3 separate regions of the Homo sapiens genome follow, and all the other regions are linked to region 1. A link is a loop called in an ENCODE intact Hi-C map of the cell type or tissue named here. Cell type or tissue: GM12878. All regions are shown on one strand. Links, peaks and the distances in the headings refer to the core of each region. The heading gives the core; the rest is flanking DNA.

The links. Peaks named below come from ENCODE experiments on the same cell type or tissue, not always from the same donor. Only the 100,000 strongest peaks of a DNase experiment are listed, where the experiment ranks them.
Region 2: a loop joins it to region 1, with 2.9 times the contacts of the local background. A loop is called at or near these places in 1 of 110 quality-filtered maps.
Region 3: a loop joins it to region 1, with 2.4 times the contacts of the local background. A loop is called at or near these places in 1 of 110 quality-filtered maps.

The regions. Positions count from the first base shown.
Region 1 is chr3:148,081,390-148,088,176 of GRCh38, forward strand. LINC02032 (long intergenic non-protein coding RNA 2032) reads left to right here. Exons shown (of 2, transcript NR_134937.1): 2 at 6,349-6,640. Among named protein-coding and RNA genes, the nearest start is that of LINC02032, 6.6 kb to the left of the region's middle. RefSeq lists enhancers at 1,839-2,993, 3,181-4,410. In GM12878, for the core only: no CTCF peak of the experiment used is centred there; a DNase peak (open chromatin) is centred at 3,702.
Region 2 is chr3:148,295,191-148,301,977 of GRCh38, forward strand. The region is part of intron 2 of LINC02046 (long intergenic non-protein coding RNA 2046); the gene reads left to right. Among named protein-coding and RNA genes, the nearest start is that of LINC02046, 18 kb to the left of the region's middle. RefSeq lists an enhancer at 3,399-3,588. In GM12878, for the core only: no CTCF peak of the experiment used is centred there; a DNase peak (open chromatin) is centred at 3,561; H3K27ac peaks cover 1,178 bases.
Region 3 is chr3:148,316,540-148,323,326 of GRCh38, forward strand. All of the region lies in intron 3 of LINC02046 (long intergenic non-protein coding RNA 2046), which reads left to right. It overlaps LOC105374148 (a long non-coding RNA gene), which reads right to left. Exons shown (of 4, transcript XR_001740955.2): 3 at 1,412-1,537. Among named protein-coding and RNA genes, the nearest start is that of LINC02046, 39 kb to the left of the region's middle. RefSeq lists an enhancer at 2,868-2,927. In GM12878, for the core only: no CTCF peak of the experiment used is centred there; a DNase peak (open chromatin) is centred at 2,952; H3K4me3 peaks cover 583 bases; H3K27ac peaks cover 1,627 bases.

The sequences.
Region 1 (6,787 bases), core at 1,140-6,139:
AGAGCCTGTGAATTCAATTCAATGAGGCTCAATTATGGGAATGAGGAAGAAGATAAGGGAATAAATAGATTCTAAACATTTTATTTCATTTAAAAATTTAAAATGCTCAATTGAAATGTGAAATATTTCTCCAATATTTATAAATACATAAATAACTTATGAATATGTGCAAAAAATCAATAAGAATTTATGAAAAGTTTTTGGGCTATGTGTTGTTTCATTTCCCACAAGGGAAACTAACAGCCCCAGAAAGATGTGAATAAAATCAGAACTACTTTCTCTAGGCCATTTAAATGATTACACTCTAAAACTAGAACCTGAAATGCAAATGTTTAATTTTATGACCAAACTACTTTTACATATTTGTTGCATTTGTTATATCTTTTCCTTGAAGCTCTTGTTTATTTCCTTATCTAGTTGCCTTTTTCCCATTTCATTTCTAATCCCGAAGGTTTGCAGTTTCAATTTTCATTATTTTATTATATTTATACCATGCCTTTAATCTTTAATAGTTTTTTTTTAAGTTTAGTTGGTTTATTAACCCACAAGTTTAATTAGGTATTCTGTAACACCACAAAATGTAGGCCTAGGATATACTATTATATACAAAAGCATTTCATGTAAGTCAGTGTATTAAGACTGTTAAATTTCAACTTATTATAATTACACATGGCAGAACCATTTAACCCTTTATGATCTTTACATATTAAATTGTGAAAAAAGAAACCGTACTCATTTATTAAAGCCAACAAGGTTTACAGCCTTAACTAAATGTTACATAGTCATGAGTCCCAGAGATTTATTTTTTCCATAAGATAGCAACTGAAGTTACAGAGGACAAGTTATCCTCTCATTCTCTGTGTTAATCCTGTGTTCTTTACAACTGTCCAAATTGTATAAGAATTTGCTTATAATGATGTTATATGATGTCCTTGTGATACCTGCATTTCTGGAGAACTTAATATTGATTTACTGTGTCTTTTGCCCATCTTTGAGCAGCCTAGATAGCAATTACAGCTGTTGGTGGTATCTATTTTGTCTTTTCATAATTGTCATTTCATGTTCTACTTAAGATTAAAATATGAAAATTGTACCACGTGCACATCAACAGTGCATTAACCAAGTTATCAGCGATATCTGTGAAACACTATGATTTAACCATGGTTCTTTACATTGCTCCTTCATTTTATTTACGAAAATTGCATGCTACAATATAAACTTGAACAAGAAATACATTCAAAGGTGAGCCTCCCTGACATCAAGTCCTCATCAGGATCATTACTATCTTCCTAAGAAATCCATGGGACTTTCCCAGTACCTGCTTGCCTCTGCCAAATGCTTTCTCCCCTTCAGACTGGGATTTCAGATAAGCAGGGGCTGCTTTGTTTTTCTTCAGCTCTTACTTTAAAAGAGCCTTCACAGTTTTTGAGCTTTCTCTACTATTCTAATTTCAATCCACATTTCACATAGAATATGGAATTTTATACAAGGAAAATCGTGTTTAAAAGTTATACAGCAGATTTGAAATTTCTTATTTATTACAAATAGGTCTACCAGGTATAGATTTCTTCAAAGCACTGTTAAGAGCTGTACCAAAATTGAAAACTGTCTTATTTGAAGACGAAATACACTTAATGTGGGGCACAGAGACAGAAGGAGATGACATTGCCTGGGCTCCTCTCATTAGGAAGTGTATCACACAGAAGCTGTAAAATAATTTTAAAATTTTAAGAGGAGAAATTATTTTGCAACTAATTTGGAATTTTTTTTCCTGGTCAATTTATATAAAACATGCAGTTGAAATCACTAAAACACATTATGATTCTATCTTGACTTAACAAGTTTGAACTGCTCAAGAAAGATTTTTTTGTGTTGCACAGTGAAAATAAATATTAAATATCAAGATGAAACTGAATATTTGAATACCCTCCCAAGCACATTCCCCCATACACACACACACACACACACACACACACACACACACACACACACAAATACACATATACTTTCCTACCAGCAGACTAAATCCAGCTAGTTCCTGAAAGGCGTTTATTTTGAGAATCACTATTGTTTTATTTTACTACATTTGTTTGGAGACTTTTTAAAAATGACTATATGCAAAGAAATAGCAACTGCATCTGCAATCTCTAGCAGCAGCCCTTCCTTACGAGACTGTGTAGGGCATTTGTGGGTGTTGTTATTGTTGTTGTTGCAATCTAGCTAATAAAGGCTTTCTCTTACACAAGAGAATTTTGACAGGGTTGACTCCAGACAGCTTTCCAGCTGAGGTCTGGGGCCTTGCTGAACTTTCAAAATTTTCCCATTTGAGCTGCATCAAAGTGAAGGAAATTCAAGGATCACTAACGTCTCAGATGGTAGCACTTGCCCTAACAACGAAGGTTCAGGAATTCTTTGGAGCAGGCTGAGGTCATTTTTCTCCCCTTTTCTCCTAATGCTTTTCTCTATTAATCAGAGCTCAGAGCTCAGATTGGTCTTCAACTTCCTCCCAATCCTTGCTAAGCCTGTCATTTCTAGCTATTATTTACTTTAATGGACTTTGGCTGATCCCTTATGAAGCTTTGGATCTGAGAATAATAAGGCTGGAGAGCAACGGGCATAGACATGGGTGTGGGTTTGCCTGCAGATTAACCGTGGCAGATGGGCTTTATTGCGGTTTCCTGTGTACTGAGCGTTGATTGAGAGGGTATAATGAGAGAGGTGGTGTCTACACAATGGTCACAGCCACTTCATTGCACTTTGCGTCTAAACAACCCCATTTTTCTAAATCTTTGGGTTGTGAAATTTTAGGAAGTCAGAGCACAAGAACAAGTACAAAAACAACTGTAAATAACCATGAATGTTAATCCAACACTAATTGGTCCCTTCTTTCAGTATGAGTCCATTTTGCTCAGTTTTTAAAATTCTGGGTAAATTAATGGCAAAGATAGTTAAAATGTTCTTGCATTAGGTGGTTTTGGATGAAATAGTGAGCAACATGCATTTTCTGTGTATGTGTTTTTTGAGTTTTTGGTTTGTTTGTTTAGTTAAATATATGCTATATTTGATTATTGCCACAGACAACAAATGCTTAAGCTGTAATTATTTCTATGCTTTGGGAGTTATGTTGGAGATACATTTTGAGGTAAATTATCAACTAGAGAATATTTTTAAAAATAACATCAGGGCAATTGTTTTCTTTCTGGCTTAGTAAAGAAAAATGTACTTTTCTTTATTTCTTGCATTTGATGCAAGTTTCTGCTCAGTTGCAACTCGCTATGCAATTAAAACATTTTTGTCACGGGTGCTATCTAAAGTTATTTTACATATTCTTAATTTTTAAGATTTTACTTAATTCCTCCTTTTCATCAATGGATTAAATCACAACTATTGATTCTTTTCTTCTTTTGGGGCTTTACCCATCTGTCTTAATGCTTTCATCCTACACCCCTTGGTCTCAGAGGGGTGTTCTGAAAGTGAACCGCCAAAACCTGGAGAAGACTCTAGGTCAAGTTTGTGTACAAGAGTTTAAATTTTTAGTGACAGTCCTCTCTCACGGCCGCCTGAAAGTTTCCACACAGAACTGCACAAGCGAGCACCACCAATTATCCTCCTCCTTTGAAAACCATTATCAAGTTTTTCAAAACTTCTTTCATTTCACTGTTGTCAGTCAGTGAAAAGGAAACTAACCACCATGTCAAGACAACTCAGCTGCCTAGCAACGCAGGGCCACATTTTAATTCTGACTTGCTTCTGGTCTTGACTAATAGAAAGTGACTATGTTAAGCCAGTCACAAGAGTTGTTTGTCACTTCTGAAATGCAAACAAAACTATATTGTTTTCCAAAGTATTGGGTGTGATTGATGTAAAGATTTACAGTAACATCATTCATTTTCTCTTGTGTTTTAGTAGGATTGATGTCATATCTTTTCATGCTTTATTAAATACTTTAAAAGAGCTCAAAAAACATGACGCTTTTTGTCCTTTAAAGAGTCTAAAGAGGGGTTTTTCTTTCCAGTGAACTAGGCTCTAACAACTTGTGAAATTTAATGAATCTATTCAACTAGTGTCAGTCACATCAATAAATAATTTAATAAGAAACCACCATCCGTGAAGGAGAATGCAATTTAAACAATCAGAGAGAAACAGACCAGACCAAGGTCAACATTATGGGGTGGGGGGAGGAAAAATTGAGCTTTTAAGTCATGAGTCTTAGAGTTTGGTTTATCAGATTTTCCCACAGCCCTGTATTCTTGCTTTTGGTAATAAAAGCTGCAAGTTTCTACTAGTGCAATTCCAATGTTAAATCTTTTCAGGCATAATGTGGAGATATATATAGCAAAAGCACAGTTTTTACATCCCCTAAATTCATATAAAATGGTTATTCAAATTGAGAAATTGTATCTGCGCTTGAATGTACTTCTGCTCCAGTTGACTGGGAGCCAATTAATAACGTGTAAGGTATCCACTATTTTAAATATTCCCTAAAATTGCTGATATGTCTAGTATTTTATATAAAAATATAGTGAAACTTCATTTAGTAGGAATGTGCCAATTTATATGATTTATATATATGTAAATGAGAAAACGGTAATGTTCTCCTCCAAAAGAATGTAAGATCTGAGTAGTAAAGAGAAATTACAAGCATTAATTATAATTTTCTTGTGATACAATATTCTAAGCAGTAACTCAATAATCATTTAACAAAATGTTTATTAAAAATTATAGCTTAAAAAGGTCAGAATGATAATAAAAATAAGCTGGGTGTCACCATCACGGAAAGGCAGTAGAAAGTTTTTTCTTTCAATTCTGAAAATAATTCAGAATTAAGAGATTGTCTGTTTTCTTAAAACATTACTCATATTCTAAATTGGGATCTAATGATTAAGTAGGACAGAAAAGAGATAGTTTAAAACTTGTTAAAACATAATAAATATATGTTTTAAGATGAATAACAAGCATTGCATATGAAGAAGAATGATTGATGTTAAGGAAAAGAGATTATTTTATCTTGAAATGAATAGAAATCTTAAAGAGCTTTAAAAGACTTAATTCATTAGCTATATTTTGTCTAATTAGCCTATATCAACACTGAATATAAACTCAAAGAATATGATTTTTATTCAAAACAGAAGTGGTTTAGGTTCCATTTAAGATTTTTTTTGAAATTATTACATTCTGGTAGCACTGTGATGTATTGAAATATGTCTAGCTTTGGATGTCAAATCTGGGATTGGGACCCATTTGCCCTGTCAAACAAGGGCAAATTATTACCATCCTGGAGCGTCACTTTTTTCACCTATGAATGAGGATAAGAACATGTTCTTCATGGGCTATTGGGGTGATGAGAATATCTGGCTCATCAAAGGACTCAATATAAGTATAGGTAGTAATAGGAATGGTAGAACATGTTGCTTAAACACTCACATTCACAAACTAAGCTGCCTTGGTACTAGCTGTGTGACCTTGAGCAAATGGCTTCCACTTTTTGGATCATCAGTAACTTCATCTGTAAAATGAGGCCAATAATAGTACCTATATCTTAAGGTAAGTGTAGATGTTAACCAATTTATGCCAAAATATTGCATATAAAGAAATTTAAAAGCACTTACTCATAATTGCAGGTGATCAAATAACCAATGCTAGTGTTCATATTATAATTATGCTTGTGTTAATGTTATTTTTCTCAGATGTTAAAAATAAATAATTTAGCTCCTCCCATTTTTTTTTAATGATAAACCAAAATTAAAGGCTTTGTTTCCAGATTGGTAAGTAGACTTAACTACCAAAGTCCATTCCATAACAGAAGAAATGGAAAGATATAAGTAAGCTTTTAAAATATGGATTATTTTATCTGAATTAGTTTTTAACCAGATATTGTCTTGAAATATAATGGAGCATTACTGTAGCATGTCTTGGCAAAACTTAAGATTTTCCAGCTCTACATCAAAGGTGCTTTGTCAACTAAGTCTAATTATTTTATAAAGTCAATTATTATGTGGTACCAGTAATTATTATGTGGTACCAAGAGACAATAGTAGGCACAAAATCTGAAAGCTTGAAGCCCAGTCTTAGTTTTCTCAGAATTTCCAGTAGAAGCACATATTTATGAGCTGAAAGCAGCCTATGGACATGTTTTGTTTGTGCTACACAGAGTTTTAAATTATGATTATTGAATTGACAACTTCTGAACTTTAGATTTTCCATTAAAATCCAGATTCCTAGGTGCTCTTTAAAAATCAGAAAGATGGCAAGAGTGAAACTGCTGTAGCAGTGTTGGGTAGCGGCTGAGTTGCTGTGGGTTTTTTTTTTTTATGAGGTCTGAATTCTCTACTTCATCTTTGTCAACAGTGCTTTCTCCATGTACTGTGAAACACATCCATCTGGATCCACCTATTTAAGCTACATGCCTAGCCTCCAGAGTCATCCAGACTTTTAGCATAAGAACTCAAATGAGAAATCATGAAGAATGCATTAACTGAATCCAATATCACCTACAGGACCCTGGGCCCATTGCACTTTGTAATTGTATTACTTTTCTTCTGGTTATCTTCATAGGATCTTAGGTATACTCTCTCTGAAAAGTGTTAAAGACAACTTCTCCCTGGGCCTGAGAATAAATTATCTTTTTCCTATCGCTGTATATTTTTGTTTGTTTGTCTCGTTTTTTTGTTTTTTGTTTTTTCCTGGCTGGATAGGGAAGTGATCAAGCCACAAGTGAGGAGCTGCAGTGGCCCATGAACAATACATAGGTCCATCTCCTGGAACTTGTGACCACTCGCCCAGGATC
Region 2 (6,787 bases), core at 592-5,591, 210 kb after region 1:
CTAAAATGAGACTATTTTTCTAAAATCTGTTAGTTGATTTTGCCATTATTAAATTGCAGACTTTGTTCTTCAAATACTCCAAGATGGAAAATTCAGATGTAGTTTGAATACAAGGCTCTTAAAAATGACAATATGAAAAAACAATATTTATCTGTTTGATAAACTAATAAGGATATCATATATAATATGAGATATTACTCTCTATATGGTCTATTATATTTAATGTTAATATACATTTGTGGGGAGTGATATGGTTTGGCTGTGTCCTCACGCAAATCTCATCTTGAATCGTAGTTTCCTTAATCTCCACATGTCGAGGAAGGGACCAGGTGGAGATAATTGAATCATGGGGTGGTTTCTCCCATCCTTGTCTGGTGATAGTGAGTTAGTTCTCACAAGATCTGATACTTTTATAAGGGGCTTCCTCCTTCTCTGGGCACTGATTCTTCTCTTTCCTGTGGCCATGTGAAGAAGGACATGTTTGCTTTCCCTTCTACCATGATTGTAAGCCTTCTGGGGCCTCCCCACCCATGCTGAACTGTGATCCAATTAAATCTCTTTCTTTTTAAAATTACCCACTCTCAGGTATGTCTTTATTAGCCTGAGAATGGACTAATACAGGGAGACACTATGTTGAGATATTAACTGGTGTGCTTTCCCCATTCTATACTCACAGACTCTCTTGTTTTTACTCTAAAAGAATCTTTTAACCTCCTTTCACCACCCTCCACAATCGTCCATAGCGATTAGACTTGAAGGATACAGCATGGTTAAGCTGTATTATTGAAAGAAGTGTGGACAAATGGTTAAAAATGCACTCTTGAGCCAGACACTTTGAATTCAAATGCCAGCTTTGTTAAGTTGATAATCAGATAATTTTGAGCAAGTTATTTAATTTTTCCATGCCTCAGTCTCCTCAAACACAAAATAGGATTGTTTTATGGCTTATGTGAGTTTATACGCATGAATTGCTTAGAATAGTGCCTGCTACACAGTAAGCATTAAATGTTCATTGTTATTAGTTGTTACTATGCTCAGAAGTCGTTGATGCAAGTATCTAAACAGATCGAGCTACTTATAGTTTTAACCATTCCAAAAGACTAGATCAAAAGGTGCCAGGCACAGAAGAACAAGTGTAGAGTTGATAATCATACAAGGAGCATGGGAATATGAAAGTCCCAGAGCAAGCACCTCCCACCGCGAGCTCCTGAGAGAAAGGTAGAAGCCAGGGCAGACTGAAATCCAAAGTCAGCTCATTTCTGGCAATCACCCAATTTGGCCAAATGTTTACCTGTTCTTTGAGATTCCATCTAGGTCCGTGGTCTACACCCCAACCCCAATATTGACAAATGCACCCAGCAAACTAGGACTTTTGTATAATCCTCCTGAGAGAATGATGAAAACTTGGAGTGACAAGGTAGTGCCACACAGGGAAAGCCTTGCCCTGCACCAGGATAATTCCAAAGCAACATATTTATTGCCAAATATTTATTGAATTTCTATTAGATTTCTACTAGATATTTTCACAAACATTATATTTTTCTACTACATATAGTTTCTACTAAGTTTCTACTAGATTTTCCCACATGCATTATTTTACTAACAAACTCTAAAAATCAGGAGTACCATAATACTTCAATTCTTCTTTTCTTAATGTAATGGCAAAGTCTACCAAAGATATATATTTTTAAAATGAGTATAGAATGTTAGGCTTTCTGTAATGAAATAGGGCATTCGAGCATATAAAAGGAGCCCTGCAATTAGAATCAGAACACCTACATTTGAATGGGCCCTGCTACCTGGTAGCTAGATGATCTTGTCAAGTCACATAGCCATTTGAGACCTCAATCTCATCTGTAAAATGAGAAACACTGCATTTGTGACCTTACAGAATTATTTTAAGAACCCAATCACATAATAAATATGAAAGCATTTTAAAAACTGTACAGTGCCCTATAATTATCAGGCATAAATCTGCAACAATATGTCAGCTACTTCCTTCTAAATGTCCCACAACAACCTCAATATAAACTCATTCTCTTCTGAGAAATGCACACTTTTATGCAGGAAGATAGCTTTAACTTTGGCAGTAATAACAGGTAATTGTTTTTCTTAGAATTCATTATTACTTTCTATAGAAAACCTTGTTTATAATGTTTAATGATTGAAATGACTCAAAGTTCCTTAATGAAATAATTGGTAAAGGTAATGAAAAATAGTTGATGTGACTTACTTTGCTGTGTTTTTTAGTTCAAGACAGAAAAAGATAACTTTAAAAATAAAAGGGTAGTCTTCTAGGATCCTAAAGAAAAGAGGCCAAACACATACTTAACCCTTGTTTTGTGTGGAAAACCACAGTTATATTGCCCCGAGTCCCCAATAAGGGGACAATGAGTACCCAAATTAAAATCATAGAAATGGTTGCCAATATATATTTGTTGTATTGAAAAGCTGAAAGGTAGGAAAATAATAGCTATGTTCCTGTCCCATGTCCTGATAATGACAGTAGTAGTGATACTGGCTAATCAAAAAGGTCAAATCAATTCAAAAGAGCAACCCTAGAGGAGTTTTGCATGTTTAACTTAATTTCATTATGTGATTGGTATTTATTAGAGTCAAATCCTGAGTAGTCAAGAATTGATTATCTAGTTTGTAAACTATCTAGGGATTTTTTAGGGTCTCTCTTACTGCCTCCATCTCCTAAGTTTTGGTCATTTCAATGTCAACTACCCTCCCTGCTGAATGGTGGATAGAGAAAGTAAAAAAGAAACACAAAATGTGCTATATCATGGCTTAGCAATCCTGACAAAGGCTCATGAGAGATAATTTGGAAGAATTCAGCATGGGTTATTTGTAGATTTCTATATTTAATTATATTTGTGTTCTTCCTTAATTTATCTCATTTAATTAATAACATTTTATTTCCCTTACTGACAAATGGTAACTCTAAAGGGCCAACTCAAGTATATTTCAAATTCCATGAAGACATTTATCTAAAAGCAAATTAATGATACTTTAAAACATCTTATTTTGCATGGTATTTTTTATTTTGTAATAACAATACATTTTTAAATTATAGACCACATTGAAGGATTTAAAATGTACATAAGTGGTATATAATTCTTCACATTCTATAATTCACTCTTTTACTTGATTTTTAAAAAGATTTATCCATGTTAACACACACACGCTTTATTTATTTTGAAATCCAAGTATTATTCTGTTAGATGAATGTACAATATTTATCTGTTTTCTAATTGATGTACATTTTACCTGCTCCATTTTCTATGATTTTAAATTATTCTGCAACTCTCCTTACTAATTTATATGAGCATTTTTTCATGGGGAACATCCAGGGGTAACAATTTCTGTGTCCCGAGATACATCAGCTTTACTATATACCAAACTAATCTCCAGAGAATCTGAACTATTTAACACTCCTGATAGGAGTATCTGAGAGTTTCTGTTTCTCTAACACTTGTTATTGTCAGATCATTTTTCAGTTTTGTTTTTCAGTTTCAGTTTTGCCAGCGACAGGTGTAAAAGTTCTTTTATGGTTTTAATTTGCTTCCCGTGATTACTAATATAGTTGAGCATGTTTTTGCTCATTTCTTGGCCATTTATATTTTTTTCTCCTGTGAATTACCTATTCATATCCTTTGGACATTTTGATTGGCAGTTGATACTTCTGTTTGTTATTCACATGGGCTGCAAATGTCTTCTCTTAGTATGTGACTAGTTTTTCACTTTGTCTATAGTTTCTTTTGTGCAAAAAGTTTAACTTATTGTGTTGCAAATATATCACAATCTTCCTTTCTTTCTCTCTCTCTCTCTCTCTCTTTCTTTTTCTTTTTTTTTTGGCGGAGTCTTGCTCTGTCACCCAGGCTAGAGTGCAGTGGTGTGATCTGGGCTTACTGCAAGCTCCACCTCATGGGTTCACGCCATTCTCCTGCCTCAGCCTCCCCAGTAGCTGGGACTACAGGCACCCGCCACCACGCCCAGCTAATATTTTTGTATTTTTTCAGTAGAGATGGTGTTTCACCGTGTTAGCCAGAATGGTCTCGATCTCCTGACCTCGTGATCCACCCGCCTCGGCCTCCCAAAGTGCTGTGTTTTCTTTCATAATTTGTGTTTTTTTGTGTCTGGAGTAAATAAATCCTTTCTTATCTGAAGGACATAAAGATGTTACTCTTTATTTTACTCAAAAAGTTTTAAAGGACCTAATTTAACTTTTTCCATATGGATAAACAATTATCCCAACACCGTTTACCTAACAGTTCATCTTTTTTCCTCATTTATTTGTAATGCTATGTCTGTCATACATTATTGTCATATATGAATGGATCAGTTTCTAGGCTTGTTATATTCTGTTGCTCTATTTATTAATCATGTACTGATATCTTTATTATTCATTTATTAAAATTTTTGTTATATGTTAGGTCAAGTTTATTATCCCAGTTGTTCAAATCATCATAGTGGTTTTTGGCCATGTGATCTTGCATTTGTAGTTTTTGAGTTCCACAAAAACCTCCCAAAGATTTCCTTATGTAAATTGTATTAGATTTTGAGATTAATCTGTGGTGCATCATCAAAGTTTTCCCAACAAACAATCATATGAACATAACTTTCCATTTATTCAGGCTTTTAAAAATCATCTCCAGTAATTTTTCACCTACAGTCTAACATTCTGTATAACTTTTTCTACTTTATAGAACATATTTTTATTGATTGATTTTTGTTAATTATTGGTGTATTCATTATCAGGAATGATACTGATTTTTGTATGCTGGTGAGTTTTAATAATCTGTCCACAGAATCCCTTAAATTTCCAATGTAGGTAATCATATGCTTAACAAATAAGGGGAGTTTTATCTCTTCCTTTGTGATTATTATTATTTCCCAGATTTATTTCCTTTTCTTTCTTACTGTAATCATTTTTGAACATTGTGTTGACCATTACCTTTTAGAAACCATAAGATTAGGCATCTTTTTCTTATTCCAGACTATATTAGTCCATTCTCACACTGCTGTAAAAAGACTACCCGAGACTGAGTAATTTATAAAATAAAGAGGTTTAACTGACTCACAGTTCTGCATGGCTGGGGAGGCCTCAGGAAACTTACAATTGTGACAGAAGACGAAGGATAGTTAAGGCACCTTCGTCACAAGGTGGCAGGAAGAAGAAGTGCCAAGTGAAAGGGGAAGAGCCCATTATAAAACCATCAGATCTTGTGAGAACTCACTCACTATCATGAGAACAGCATGGGGAAAACTGCCCCCATGATTCAATTACCTCTACCTGGTCTCTCCCTTGACATATGGAGAATATGGGGATTACAATTCAAGATGAGATTTGGGTGGGGACACAAAGTCTAACCATATCACTGACTTAATGGAAATGCTCATCATTTTCTTTTAGGTTTTTGATAGGTAACTTCAATAAAACTAGGAAAATTCTTTTTTATTGATAGTTTTCTTGCAATTTTTTAACAAAATATCATGAATGAATTTTAGAATTTGCTAAAGGAGTTTTCAGCATTTATCTTCATATGGTATATTTTCTTTGACTTGTTAATATGATATTTTGGAATAGTAGATTTTCTGAAGTTAAACTATTTTGTGTTCCAATATTATAATTAGTTATGGTGTATTGATTAACTGAAAGATAAATTTGGTTTGCTAGTAGTTTAGTAAGATAGTATCTTCAGATTTTTTGCATGCATTTGTATCAATATGTCTATTTTTAAAATATTCTCCTAATTACTGTAATATATCTAAACATTAGTCTAGTAGTATCTGTGCTTTTGCTGTTCTCCAAAATGGTAGGTGTAAAATAAACACGTCTGGCTCCCTCGAAAGCTTGGTAAAACTTATCTTCTCAGTTTAGTTTCTTTTGGGGTGGTTTTGTTCACCTTCTAGTCATGAGGTTGTGACTATGCCTATTCTGTATCTCAGCAGGAGCTATAAGCAACTCTAGGACTTCAAGTAGCAAACCTCATTTTGGTCCCCTTTCTTGAGGGTATATTTTAGATCCTGGAAACTTCTGCCTACTGAGAACCTAAAGTTAGGAAGTTAGGAAGGCCATATCATCATCTGCTCACAACTTTTCATTTCTTTTCTGTTAGTGGCCAAAAAAAGATTTTGCCTTTGCATTTGAGAAAGGCCATGTCCTTCTGACCTTATTTTATATTTTACCCATCTTTGATAAGTGTTTGGAACAAAGGGTGTTATCAAAATATGAAATTTTGTCATAGTTTTAATTAAGCACCTGTAAAACTTAGTTTTCTTTTTCAAATATTTGATAGCTAGACGTATTCGTTTCCCAGAACTGCTACAATAAAGTATAAACTGGACAGCTTAAAACAACAAAAACATATTATCTCACAATTATGAAGTCTCAAAGTCCAAAATCAGATTTTCTGAAAGATCATGCTCCCTCTGAAGCTTTCAGAAAGGAGTGCTTCTTTGCTCTTTTCTAGCTTTTGGTAGTTTGCGGGTAATCTTTAGTGTTCCTTGGCATTCCTTGGCTTGCATCTGCAGCACTTGAATCTCTGCCTGTTGTCACATGATGTTCTCTCTGTGTCTCTCCTCTCTTTTTATAAGGATGTCAATCATATTGGATTGTGGGTCCACCTACTGACTTCATTAAATATTTGTTATTATTATTATTATAATTTAAGTTCTGCGGTATATGTGCAGAACGTGCAGTTTTGTTACATAGGTATACATGTGGCATGGTGGTTTGCTGCACCCATCAACCCATCACCTATATTGGGTATTTCTCCTA
Region 3 (6,787 bases), core at 965-5,964, 230 kb after region 1:
GGAAAGGTGGAGGGATGGTTTCGGGATGAAACTGTTTCACTTCAGATCATCAGGCATTAGTTAGATTCTCATAAGCAAGCAGCCCAACCTAGATCCCTCGCAAGTGCAGTTCACAATAGTGTTTGTGCTCCTATGAGAATCTAATGTTGCCGCTGATCTAACAGGAGGCAGAGCTCAGGTGGTAATGCTTGCTTGCCTGCTGCTCATCTTTCTGCTGTGTGGCCTGGTTCTTAGCGGTCACAGGGTGGCCTGGGGCTAGGGACCCCTGAAATAGCACTCATCGAACTGACTAGAAAAATTTTTTTCTAGTTATTTGTTTAAAATATTGTTGGTGCCATTTTTTTTCTAGTTATTTGAGATATTGTTGGTGCCATTTTAATGCTCTATTTTTTATGGCTATATAAGGAAATCCTGTCTTTTCTTGAGTGACCTTTAAGGCTTAAATTAATAGATTGCTTTATAAATAAAAATGAAACATTTTAAACTTACATCTGCTTCTCAGTGAAACCCAGAATTCAGATACCCTTTGTGCTTCATGGCAATAGAGTCATTTGTATAGATTTTGTAAACAGAAGTTCTCTACATCAGAATTTGAGGGAAAGAGACTTTGTGACAGTGAACAGTTTGCAAAGTGGGAAGATACAGAGTGTATTCCAGAGAACAGAGGGTTTGGGTTTTTTTTTTAATTGCTTTTTGTAGAGCAATTTACAAAAAATTGTTTGGGGGGTCTCACTATGTTGCCTCGGCTGGCCTCAAACTCCTCGCCTCAACCCATCTTCCTGCCTCAACATCCCAAAGTGGTGGGATTACAGGCAGAAGTCACTGTTCCTGGCCAGGGTTTGGATTTTATAGCAAAAGCTCTCATTTGGGTTCCCAATCAGGTTCATTTATGCAGATAAAGGATTCAAGTTTACTTAGTTGTGATTGGTCAATATAGCTGAGTTCTGATTGGGCAATTCATCTCAGCTGTAACTGGTTGATACAGCAGAGCTCTGAAAACTCCCAGATTTAAAGAGGTGCGGGTTTAGCGGGAAGTCAGAGTGTGTGTGTGTCCTGTAGTCGGGAAGTGGCTGCTTGGCTCTATTTTAAATTTAGGCCCAGTTAGCTACTTGGAATCCATCTTGAGGGATTTGCTCTTTCAAGCTCACTTTTGTTCACAGATTGAAACAGAATCTTTCCTCCTTTTAATCCAGAATATAATTGCACAAATTTCTTATGTAACCACGATCTTACTTTTGGTGGCATATTTGAGACAAATTCTCATTCAATCAGTTATGATGAACCACTATTAAAGAACAAAGTTGACTTAATACATAGATGTATGGCTTAAAAAGACCTCCTATGAAAACTGACATGATGCCTGACTAATGCATTCCCAGTCTTATACATAGTAAGGAAGGTGAGCTCTTACCAGGCTGGTAGGTTTAGCAAATCTTGGGAACCTCACAGAAATGGAAATTCCTTTAAATGGTAGAGGTTACAGGTGAAGTTCGGTGGAGAAAGTTTTTGGGGGTTTGATTTACTAGCCCTGTAATACCTGCAACACCAAAAACAGAGGCTTTTAAAAGTCCTATCTGAAATTTCTTATGGAAAATTTCAAACAAATGTTAATTCTGTAGCTTTAGTGGTTGCTTGATACCATATGCCTGTATTTTTGCAAAGCAACTCAAGGAGGCCTTGTATGTTTAGTTATTATTCTTGCTTCACTTATGTGAACCATTATCACAAACCTGAATGAAACAAGCCTTTTTGTGAATAAGAATAACCTCGAGAAAGAGAGATATTATTTATGATCATAAGGGGAGTAGAGTGACTGCCAGGAAGAATTGTGGATAAATTTTTAAATGTCACAGAAGAAACGACTAAATGTCCTTTCAATGGGATGCTGGGCATTACGTAACCAGTCCTCTGGGAATTGTGTAATTCCATGATTTGTGCATGTTTGGTTATCTTTAGATGGGTGTCACTTGTTTCTTGCTCATAGTAATGCAAGTGGTTCATTTTCATGAAAAAGAAAATGAATTTTGACAGGCAAAGATATCTATATATAGATATATTTAACATATGTAATAAATTTAGCATATATATACAAATTTAACATATATGTTAAATTTACTATATTAGATATATAACATATATTAAGATATCTATAACATAGGTATCCTATATATTAATATACATATCTTAATATCTAATATAGATTAACATATATCTTAATATATTATACATCTATTATATATATTTTATATAATATATAAATAAATATTTAATAGATAATCTTTTATCTTTTATCAGAAGTTTTCCTTCAAAAGACACAACAGAAAAAGTGTTACAATTATAATTTTGGAACATATTAGTGCAACACATATGACTGACGATTATTGCATCCAGAATATAATATATAAAGAACCACTGTGAAGCCCTAAGAAAACAACAGCCTCAAAAGTCATTTTATTTATTAGGTATTTGAGGTATGACAATATTACTCCCAAACTCAGCAACTATAAAACAGTAAATACTCATTATCTCACAGATTCCATGGATCAGAAAGTCAGGTGGGTACCTCTGACCCAGGGTCTCTCACAAAGCTGCCATCAAGGTGTCAGGAGATGCTGTAGTCTCCTTCGCAGGCTCTGCTAGGGGAGGATCCACTGTCATGCTATCTCATACGGTGGTTGACAGAATTTAGTTCTTGCCAGCCCATTGAACTGAGAGCCTCAATTCCTTGCAGCTATTGGCCAGAGCCCTCCCTCAGTTTCTTATCTTGTGGGCCTCTCCATATGGTAGCTCACAACCTGAGTCCTGGATTCTCGCAATGTGAGTCCATGAAAGGGTGAGAGAGAGGAAACGGAAGCCACAGTCTTCTGGTAACCTAATCTCAGAAATGACATCTCATCATTTTCTGCCTTGTTCTATTTCTCATATGCAAATCACTAGGTCTAAGTGCTCACTCAAAGGGAAGAGATTACACAAGGAGGCAAAGATCACCGGGGTCCATGTTAGAGGCTGCCTATACCGGTCAAGAGTAGAAATTTATAGAACAAGAAACACAGAGTACATAAACCTATTAAAAAATGTTTAACCTTCTTAATAATAAAGAAAATGCAAACTAAGACCACAATTTCACAATCACTAGTTTCATTTTTAAAAGTAGAAGTCTGACAATACTATATGTTAGCAAGAATTTGCAGAAATGAGGAAGTGATGGGAATGTAAACTGATACTATTTTAGAAAGTAATTTCTCATCACTTAGTAAAGTTCCACTGACTCATAATCTGACTCAGTAATTCTTCTCCCACATATATAGTCTAGAGAAATTGCACGTGAACATCAGATGTTCAAAATGTTCTTAAACACATTGTTCATAATAGCAAAAAACAATTAGAAGCTTAAATAAATAAATGAGTGATGGCAGATTAATACAACAGAGTACAGTACTCAAAACTGCATATATCAATAAATATTTGTGAGGAAATAAAGTCACAGAAAAGAAATATAGTATGATCCAATATAAATGTTCAAAAAAGGAAAAGCTAAGTAATATCTACTTTAGGAATGCATTTACAGTATCTATGGCTACACTATAAAGAAAAGCAAATTAATGTGATTATACAAAGTTCAAACTGCTCGTTCTATGTGTGTGGGAGGGAGGGAGATGTTATGGAAATAGGCTCATAAGAGGCTTTAACTTTTTCTTCAGCTGAGTGATACATACATGAGTATTCATTTATTATTTGGTTATTACTTCTAAACCACACACTTACATCGTATACATTTTCAATGACATGTTTTGCATTTTTAACTAAAATTGATGAATTTCTTTGACATGAAGAATATTGTATATGTCACAGCATCCAGTAAGGATTAACCAAAGCAAGTCATGACTGCATTATACTAATGGAAAAGCATCTCTATAAGGACTTTGTTATAAGGACCCATCAAAGATTGATTCAATAGCTGTTCATATTTTCATGAATGCATTCCCTGAATATAATGGGAATATTCCTGTATTATAGTCACCCTTATTGCTCGTCTTCAACTGTTTTTAGTATGTTAAATATTTCTTTTGTTAAGGAGAGTATACTGATGTTATGTTTCCTAAACTACTTTCTCTAAAGAAGGGAATAAGTAATTAAAGTAACATGATTATCTGAATTTAATATCACATCAATGAACCCCACTTCAGTTCTCTCAATAGTATCTAGTGTTTTTAAATAATCAATTTACGAGAAACAAAAAATGAATGACAGGATTCAAATACGCAAAAACTTAAATGAAACAAGGGAATTCTTCAAGATGTGTTATACACATACTATTTATTCAAATAAATTAGCTTGTGTTAAAAGTAAAATCTTGAAAATAATAATACGGTGTCAGAGCAAATATTATTAAATTAATTACATAAACCAGCACCATGTTTAACTTAGCAAAATATTAGGTCTAAATTATTTGCCTCCAGTGACCCCTGAAAAGGGTTTATATTTGTGGTTTGAATATAAGAAACTTAGAAATGCTAATCATTCCATCTGGAAATTAAAATCTTAAACTGCTAGATTAATGAGTGTTTTCAATGAACTCTAACATGCAGAATAGTAAAGACAGGAATTTGTTTTGATGAAAATAATTAGAATTTTTTAAAAACATTTTCAATACTGAGATTGGATAAATCAAACATGATGCAGTATAATTTAGAAATACATCAATCTTCATTATAAAACAGAATGAAGCTAAATTAATTAAATGATGTTACTAAAAGGAATTTAATTTTTTTTCACAAGTTTGTAAACTTAAAAATGAAGCAACACCAATATATTGAACTTGTTTTCCTTTAAAAACACATTTCTAAATTTACAGCTTTCCTACTGCTTAAGATTGATAAGCAGTAAAACATGGGGTGCATTATGTAGAGACTTTTTACCTTTTTTGTAAAATATTACATACTCCAAACTCTTGTATTAGTCAACCTAACGATTGTTCAGGTTTCATGCAGAACTATGGTCAACTTTCTATATGAGCACAGTGCAAAGCATTTGACTTTCAAAATGTTTTAAACGTTTGATAACTACTTAAAATCTTAAATGGAATTATCTCCAATATCATGTATGTATTGGAGAACACGAAAAAGACATCTTATTCTTTTGTATATAATAAGCTTGGGACTTGAGGGGTGAATAAGACTTACCTGATCCCTTTGCTTAAAGATCACAGTATATTAGGAAGAAAAAAAGACATATCATCAGGCAATCACTTATAATTGTGATTAGTGCAATTGAGAAAGAATAAAGTTGCTCCATACTATATAAAACTATAATTGATGATGCCCAACTTAACCTGGGGAATCCCAGGAGGAAGCTCAGAGTAAAAGAGCAGAAAAAATAAAGGAAAAAGGGATGTCATGGAGAGGGGGAATGTCTCAGGTGGGAAGCATCATGACCTTTCAGGAACTTGAAAGACAGACATGTGACTGGGACACAGAAATATGGAAGAGGGGAATAAAAGGAGGAGGTGGGGAAAGGGAACAGAGTTTGGTTCCTTTTTCCATTTTCAGTCACTATCCTGGTGAGATGCAGGTTACCTTTCCCTTAAGTGCTGTACCCACCTCCTCCAAAATGTTTCTGCTTAAATTCAAACTGCACACAGCTCCCAGAATATGTTTTTCTTAGGCTTATTGCCATTGTGATAATTTATAGTGAAATATTGTACATTGTAATATACTTAATAATGCACATTGGGAGAATATGTAAGAAGTCATTAGCCCCGCTTGATCTTGCTTTCGTGTCCTGCCTCACAAATCTCACTAACTTGAATGTAAATGAGTTAAAAGGCCCACGTAAAAGACACAGAGTGGCAGGTTGCATAAAAAAGCAAGACTCTGTTGGGCGTGGTGGCTCATGCCTGTAATCCCGGCACTTTGGGAGGCCGAGGTGGATAGATGACGAGGTCAGGAGATCGAGACCATCCTGGCTAACACGGTGAAACCCCATCTCTACTAGAAATACAAGAAGTTAGCCGGGCATGGTGGCAGGCACCTGTAGTCCCAGCTACTCGGGAAGCTGAGGCAGGAGATTGGTGTGAACCCGGGAGGTGGAGCTTGCAGTGAGCAGAGATCACGCCACTGCACTCCAGCCTGGGCGACAGAGCGAGACTCCATCTAAAAAACAAACAAACAAACAAACAAAAAACCAAGACTCAGCCATATGCTGTCTTCAAGACACTATTCTCACATGCAATGACACCCATAGGCTAAAAGTAAAGTAATGGAGAAAGATCTGTCAAGAAAATGGAAAACAGAAAAGAGAAGAGGTTGCTATTCTTTCGGACAAAACAGACTTTAAATCAACAATGATGAAGAAGGAGAAAGAAGGGCATTGCATGATGATAAAGGATTCAATTCAACAAGAAGACTTAACTATCCTAAAGATATAAGCACCCAACACTGGAGCACCCAGATTTAAAACAAGTTCTTAGAGATCTATGAAGAGATTTAGATAACCATACAATAACAGTGGGAGACTTCAACATCCCACTTACAGTGTTAGAAAGATCATTGAGGCAGAAAACTAACAAAAATATTCAGAATCTAAGCTTGACACTTGACCAAATGGATTTAACAGACATCTACAGAACACTCCACTCAACAACAACAGAATATACATTCTCATCTGCACATGGCATATACGTTAAGATTGCCCACACACTCGACCCTAAAGCAATTCTCAAAAAAATTTTTTAAAAACTGAAATTATTTATTGATTTGTGTATGAACCAACCTTCCATCCCAGGCAT